2 separate regions of the Homo sapiens genome follow, and region 1 is linked to region 2. A link is an interaction called in ENCODE POLR2A ChIA-PET data of the cell type or tissue named here. Cell type or tissue: Panc1. All regions are shown on one strand. Region 1 overlaps RNF169 (ring finger protein 169). Region 2 holds the start of CHRDL2 (chordin like 2).

Evidence for each region. Peaks named below come from ENCODE experiments on the same cell type or tissue, not always from the same donor. Only the 100,000 strongest peaks of a DNase experiment are listed, where the experiment ranks them.
Region 1: POLR2A ChIA-PET joins it to region 2 with 5 read pairs; 3 of 35 experiments call an interaction of 5 or more read pairs at or near these places.

What each region holds. Positions count from the first base shown.
Region 1 is chr11:74,795,457-74,799,456 of GRCh38, reverse strand. All of the region lies in intron 2 of RNF169 (ring finger protein 169), which reads right to left. Among named protein-coding and RNA genes, the nearest start is that of RNF169, 49 kb to the right of the region's middle. In Panc1, no CTCF peak of the experiment used is centred here; no DNase peak of the experiment used is centred here.
Region 2 is chr11:74,731,258-74,735,257 of GRCh38, reverse strand. CHRDL2 (chordin like 2) reads left to right here and starts at 3,832. Exons shown (of 11, transcript NM_001278473.3): 1 at 3,832-4,000. In Panc1, no CTCF peak of the experiment used is centred here; no DNase peak of the experiment used is centred here; H3K27me3 peaks cover 1,518 bases.

The sequences.
Region 1 (4,000 bases), 64 kb before region 2:
ATGCTCCAAGTGTGTTCTTTTCTTTGAAAAGCACATTATTTGATAAAACTGTTTCTCCACATCTGGGTAGTTATAAATAGCAAAAGGAGACAACAACCATATCTAATGTTCTTGGATTCTGAACATCCTATAAATTAACTGTTCTTCCCTCATGTAGTTAAAATTTAAACATTCTATTGAGAATTTTTCCTTCTCCTTAATACCACACCTGTTACCTGTATATCTTAAAGATATACTATGAGATTCTATACTTATTTTCTGGTTCTAGAAAGAGATATGCTAGCACATGCTAAAAGTGGGCATTTCTTCAATTATATAACATTTCAAAAGAAAGAAGAAAAAATAGCAATAGTGTAGCAAAAAAAAAAAACCACTGGAAATCTTTTTTTTTTTTTCTTTTTTTGAGACGGGGTCTTGCTCTGTTGCTAAGGTGGGAGGGCAGGGATGCAATCACGACTCACTGCAGCCTCAACCTTCCAGGCTCAAGCAATCTCCCCAGCTCAGCCTCCTGAGTAGCTGAAACCACAAGCATGCACGACCATGCCCGGCTAATTTTTTAAAAAATTTTTTGTAGTGACGAGGTCTCACTACTATCAGGGAATCTGTCCCGATATTCATGTAGGTTCTTTTCCATTTTCCTTAAGCATCGGCCAGCTTGAGAAATAAAGGGACAGAGTACAAAAGAGAGAAATTTTAAAGATGGGCATCCAGGGGAAACATCACATGTCAGTAGGTTCCGTGATGCCCAAGCCGCAAAAACCAGCAAGTTTTTATTAGAGATTTTCAAAAGGGGAGGGAGTGTGTGAATAGGTGTGGGTGACAGACATCAAGTACTTAACAGGGTAATAGAATATCACAAGGCAAGTGGAGGCAGGGTGAGATTATAGGACCACAGGACCGAGGCGAAATTAAAATTGCTAATGAAGTTTCGGGTACCACTGTCATTGATAACATCTTATCAGGAGACAGGGTTTTGAGATCAACCGGTCTGATCAAAATTTATTAGGTGGGAATTTCCTCTTCCTAATAAGCCTGGGAGCGCTATGGGAGACTGAAGTCTATTGCATCTCTGCAGTCTCGACTATAAGAGATGACCACGCCCAGGGGGGCCAGTTCAGAGACCCACTCCCAGGTGGGTATTCTCTTTCTCAGGGATGTTCCGTGCTGAGAAAAAGAATTCAGCGATATTTTTCCCATTTGCTTTTGAAAGAAGAGAAATATGACTCTGTTCCACCCGGCTCACCAGTGGTCAGAGTTTAAGGTTATCTCTCGTTTCCTAAACATTGCTGTTATCTTGTTCTTTTTTTAGGGTGCCCAGATTTCATATTGTTTAAACACACATGCTCTACAACTTGTGCAGTTAATGCAATTATTACATGGTCCTGAGGCGACATACATCCTCCTCGGCTGACAGGATTAAGAGATTAAAGTAAAGACAGGCATGGGAAATCACAAGGGTATTGACTGGGGAAGTGATAAGTGTCCATGAAATCTTCGAAACTTATGTTTAGAGATTGCAGTAAAGACAGGCATAAGAAATTATAAAAGTATTAATTTGGGGAACTAATAAATGTCCGTAAAATCTTCACAATCCATGTTCTTCTGCCATGGCTTCAGCCGGTCCCTCCGTTTGGGGTCCCTGACTTCCCACAACACACTATATTGCCCAGGCTGGTCTCGAACTCCTGGGTTCAAATGATCCTTCTACCTCAGCCTCCGAAAGTGCTGGGATGTGAGCCACTGTGCCCAGCCAAATCCCCAGAAATCATAAAATATATCTAGCTGTATCATGAACCAGCCATATATACATCCTTCACAAGTCATTTCTAATAAGAGAAGGGGCTGTGAAACTAGATGATTAGAAATTCAATTAGATAAGTACTTGGTGAAGAGCTATGTGCAAGATATTATATTAGACACAGTGGAGTTAAAGAGACTAAAACAAACAGATCTATCTTGAAAGATTTATAATCGAATAAGAAAAAGCTTTTAAAAATAATCTGCTTGTTCTGTGGTATAACAACATATTTTAAACTTTCTAGATAAATAAAGCTACTTTTTAAATAAATAAATAAAAATAAGAAAAAGGCCAGCTCAACATTCAGTTCATGATACACTACACAGCCAAATGGATTTAAGTGCAATGTTCATTTTAATAAAGTACTTTATATTAATATTTTACAGTTCAAGGCAGTAAGTTAATAAAAGGAAACTTTAAAATGTAATTTCGAAGATAATTAGGTCCTAAAAGTTTACTTACCTTTAAAATATCCCTTCACAAGTTAATGACTGCCTTATAGAGCTACTAATCACTTCAGTAACCCATTGACTATATCTGACTAGTCTGTTCTCTGGCTAAGGACTAAAAAACTGCATGCTTACTACTTGAATAATTCAGCCCACAATGGGGAGAAAATACCCCTTGAAAATGAACCAGAAGGCCAGGGAAGGTGGTACGTGCCTGTAGCCCCACCTACTCAGCCAGCTGAGGCAGGAAGATTACTTGAGGCCAAGAGTTTCAGTCTGTAGTGTACACCTGTGAATAGCCAACGCATTCCAGCCTGGACAACATAGCAAGACCTCATTTACTTTTTTAAAAAGAGAACCAGAACGGAGGAAGAAAAAAAGAAAATGGATAGGTCGAGAAACCAATCCAAAGAAAGCCTAAGCCACTCATATGCTCCACAGAATAACTGAAAGCAGTTCACCTTTCCCAATGTAAAAACCAGGAAAATGAATAGTCTAGAAGCAAGGCTGCTTTTCCCCCACCTTCAATCTTTTCCCCCACCTTCAGTCTTTCAGAGTCCAATGATTCAAAGAAGACAAGACCATCCTGGATTATGTGTTTCCCAAATCAAAACAAAGCAACTATTATTGAACCATGAAGTCAAAGTTAAGCATCTAACAAGCAAAGCAGAAGAAATAATGGTGTATATAATAAGCTTAATTCAACCAATAAATAACATTTTTTAGAGATAAATCTATTTCAAAAGACAAAGATGGCTAAGTCTTATATAAACTGAAAACATTAAAAGATATCAATACTGAAGTAATATCTTCCTAGAATTTTTTCATTTCAACATGCATTAACTGCACATCCTTACATAACAAGAACCAATACTACAAAATCCTTTCCATTAAGATGTATATCCAGATGAAGGACTGAGCATGTGTTAATACTCTCCTTCCATTTAAAAACACCATAAAATGTCAGAAAACTTTTAATAGAATAAATATATAATAGAATGGAAAAACAACAACAAAAAAGCATGCCATTAGCAATCAAGATCACAAATACCCAAAAGATAGAACTGGTTTTCAGATTTAAGTCTTATAAACAAGAAATCACGGAAAACATACAAATGGTCGATTAACATAAATGCTACTGCTCTGTAGTAATCAAGGAAATGTAAATTAAAACAATGAGATATTTTAATCTAGCAGATAGTAAAATATCAAAACAATGAAAAAGGTTTGGCAAGGATTTGAGGAAAATGGACTCTATACTGTTGTCGAGAGAGTAAGTTGAAAAAGTCTTTTTAAAAGGCAATTTGTTAACATCCAACAAAACCATGTCTGCTTTATTTTTTATTTTTTTTGAGACAAGAGTCTTACTCTGTCACCCAGGATGGAGTGCAGTGATGCAATCACAGCTCACTTCAGTCTCGACCTCCTGGGCTCAAGCAATCCTCCTGCCTCAGCCTCCCGAGTAGCTAGGACTACAGGCATGTGCCACCATGTCCAACTAATTTATTTTTTGTAGAGATAGGGTCTCACTATATTGCTCAGGCTGGTCTCAAACTCCTGGGCTCAAGAGATCCTCCTGCCTCAGTCTCCCAAAGTGTTGGGATTATGGCCATGAGCCAATGTGCCCAGCCTCTTACCATTTCCCACTTTCACTTCTAAGAATTTAACTGAAGGGATTGTATTTGCCCACATATGTTTGTGGGTGCTCAGCACAGCATTCCTTTAAAACTGGGGGAAACGGGCTGGGCCTGTA
Region 2 (4,000 bases):
AGTATGGAGCAGAACGGAGCTAACTCAGAGACCAGCAAAGAGGATTCAGAGCACCTAGAATACAAGTGTCGGTGTCTGTCTTGTTCTCCACTGTGTCCCTAGCACCTAGCACTATGTCTGGCCCAGAATTTGCACTCAATAATTGTTGCATGAGTGAAGGAGTTAGCAATTACCTTAACCCTTGAAAAATAAGTAAGCTTGCCAGACAAATCAAAGTGAGTACAGAGAGGGCATTCCAGGGCGAAGAAACAGTGTTTGCAGAGTCATGGAGGCCCAAGAGCTTGGCACATTTGAAGACAATGTTTAATATGGCATGAGGGGTCCCGGGACCCAGACTGGTAAAGGTGAAGGTATGGAAGAGGGGTTCTCTGCCCCAAATCTCTAGAGAGCTCTCAAAAGACAAAAGGACTTGGCTTGTTCTGTATAGCCCTGGGGACAGAGTGAGGGGCAACACAGGCAGTCACAGAGAATCAGATTTCAGTTTAATATAAAGAACTTTCTAACAGAGCTGTCCAACAGTGGAATGGGCTGCCTTGGCAGGCAATGAGCAAGTTCGCTATGAAGGAAGAAAGCAGATGCCAGATAAACTCTTAGTGCAACAAACTGCTATGGGGAGATGCATTTTTTTTTCCTGACTAGATTTTGGAAGAATTTATTCAGTCTCCTTTTTAAAAGGGTATTAAATAATATATAGACAACTCTCTTCAATAGTATTTCTACAGAAGACACAAAGACTTTCTTTCTTTCTTTTTTTCTTTTTGAGACAGTCTTGCTCTGGAGTGCAGTGGTGCAAACACGGCTCACTGCAGCCTCAACCTCCTGGGCTCAAGCGATCCTCCTGCCTCAGCCTTCAGAGTAGCTAGGACTACAGGTGCGTGCCACTATGCCCAGCTATCTTTTTTACTTTTTGTAGAGACGAAGTTGGGGGGGGGTCTCACTTTGTTGCCCAGGCTGGTCTTAAACTCCTAGGCTCAAGCCATCTTCCCACCTCAGCCTCCCAAAGTGCTGGGATTACAGGTGTGAGCCACTGGGCCCGGCCTGACACAGAAACTTTCAAGTGTTTGTTTCTTATGTCAATCATTGACTAAAGCTGAGGCCAATAGTGGGCTGAAGGCTTTTCCAATCACTGAGGTCTTCACTCATTCATGTAGCAATTATTTATTCAGTATCTGTGTGTCAAGGACTTTGCTAAATGCTCGAATTACAGATATAAATTTCAAAAGGCACCTGCACTCACAGTGCAGGGTAAAAATGCAAATAAATACTTACACTCCAACAGCTACAATTCAAAGTGCTATGGGAAACACAAAGACTAAACATTGACTTTGCCTGGGGGACTCAGGGAAGACCTTGGAGTGGAGGTGACTCAACTGACCTTTGGAAAGTTAAATGGGATTCACTAGATGGAGGAAGAGAGAGTCCAGGCAGAAGGAAAACATGTGTGAGGATATGGAGGTGCGACGACGCATGGTCAGTTTGGGGAGGTGAGCGGTTGGCCAAAGTGTAGGGTAGGTGGCAATGGTAGATTGGAACTAAAATATGCGTGGTGTTCAATTCAGTGCTGAAAATTTTAGATTTTAACCTATAAATGATAGGAAGTGAATAATAGGTTTTATGTGGGAAAGTGATGTGATCAGATTTGTCAGTAGAAATGATCAGCATAGTTCTCAAGGCAGGTGTGAGGAAAATAGATAGGAGAGATCCAGATTAGGGGGAGGAGACCTGGTAAGAGGCTGTTGGGAAAGTTCAAGTAAGGAATGAAGATGGCCGGGTGCGGTGGCTCATGCTTGTAATCCCAGCACTTTGGGAGGCTGAGGTGAGTGGATCAGCTGAGGTCAGGAGTTCAAGACCAGCTTGGCCAACATGGCGAAACCCCATCTCTACTAAAAATACAAAAATTATAGGTGGTGCATGCCTGTAATCCCAGCTACTCGGGAGGCTGAGGCAGAAGAATCGCTTGAACCCAGAGGCAGAGGTTGCAGTGAGCCCAGATCACGCCACTGCACTCCAGCCTGGGCGACAAGCGCAAAACTCCATCTCAAAAAAAAAAAAAAAAGGAATGAAGTTGGCCTCAACTCTGGGGATAATAGGGATGGACAGGAGGGCTGAGATGGTGGAGGCCTTTTTTGAAGTATGATGGGCAGGATGTAGGGGAACCCATCTTAATCCACTTCTTACATCTAAGACATGAATATATGTGCACAGCACATTTTAAACAAAGAGAAAGGAAAAGATCACTGTCCCAAACCCTTGGGATGAGATTGTTTATGCAATTAAGCAGCACAGGATTTAACTCTGAGATCCCTGGAAGCAAAGGCAAAAAGGGAAGCATGGTGACATGCATAAGCTTGCACTATCTGTTAAAATAAAGAATACTCAGGGGAAAGGAAGAGACTGGCCAGATTAGAGTAGAAATTAAGCCTGAAGGGCACTGGACAGATCATGTTTGTCCCTGATCCTGAGAGCCCTAGGAAGGGCCAGTTTGGGGATCACTGGTTCCTCCTACTGCTCTCTTTTGGAGGGTGGAGATCTTGGGGGTAATACCCTGAAAGCACAGTGCAATGGGGAGCCCAGCCTTGGCCCAGAAAGATACCTTTACAGCCAGCCAGCCAAGTGTTTAAACCCGGAAATATGATTCCCTACCAGAGTGGGATATGGCTCAACATCCCTTCCCACCTCATACTCCTCTGGCACTCTTTGGAGTCTCCATTAGCTCTTCAAGAGAAGCTGGGCAGAAAGTTGAGGTCCAAAGCAAGGATAGATGTATTTACTCAAAGTGGCCCAACAAGTTACGGATGGAGCCAGGACAGTGACTCTGCCCTTTTGATTTCAGAGCTTGTGTGTTTCTGGTCTGGCCAGAGCTGGCTATTCTCTTCTTAGTGTCCTATTAGTGCATGTGTTCATTCAACACAAGAGATGGAGCACCATTTGAGGGCTGGAGGGTGTCAGGGCCCTGTCCTCAGGGAGCTCCCCTTCTGGTGGGAAAGAAAACTCTTTGACAATCAGCTCTCCCTAAAGATGACTGAAGGTGACCATCACTCCCAGAGAAGTGCAGGCCTCACCTGCAAAGGCAAAGGAGAGATCTTGCCTTGATTCGGGAGTGGGAGCGGGGAGCAGAGGAAGACCTCCAGGGGAAGGCACAGGATCCCTATGGGCTGACTTTCCTGAGAATGGCGCATGGGCAGACGGAGTGGGGACAGGGGCCACTGGTATTGTAGGCACCTGGAATTAGGACCCCTTCTCTTTGTGGGGTGAGTGTTTCGACGTTCATTACCTTATTTCATCTTAGCAACACTCGTGGGAAGATAGTAGAGATATTTTAAGATCTTAAAATGCCCATTTTAAAGCTGGGAAAACAGACTCTCCGGTGGCGTGCTGTAGACCACAAACTGAATTAAGAACGCCAGTGTTCTGATTCCATCCATCTGCGGAGTTCCGGGCACGCACCGCCGAGCGCCTTACCCTGAGCCTTCCCGGTACCCGCAGCCCCGACAGCTCAGCCTTCCCCACCTGAAAGTTCCACCTGAGGTCTCCCTCAACTCTGCCCTCCTGCATTCTTGGCGTCGCGGGGAGTCAGGGGTTAAACCCCGTGGCCCGCGTGGCCCCTTCCCCCTCCGCAGCCCCCTCGCCTCCACTCGGCGCCGCGCCTGGAGCGTCCGTCCCGGAGACCCGCACAAGAGAGGAGGGGAAAAAGTGGGCCTGTTTCTCGGGTGGCCAATCCACCGAGCCCGCGGTGCCCCAGAGGAGGCGCCAGCGCTAGGCCAGCGCCAGGCCGGGCTGCCTGCTTCCCGCGGCAAAGTACAAATGCGCCCGAGCGCGGCGCCTGAAGCCCTTGGCGAGCACAGCCGGCCCGCGCTCAGCCTCCCTCCGCGGCCGCCGCGCCGCCGCCGCTGCTGGGACCGCCGCCCCGCCGGGCCCCAGGCCCCCGCGGCCCGACCCCGAGCCCACCGAGCAGGGGGCGCCGGCCGCCTCTAGCCCGCGCGCCCGCAACACCCGCTGG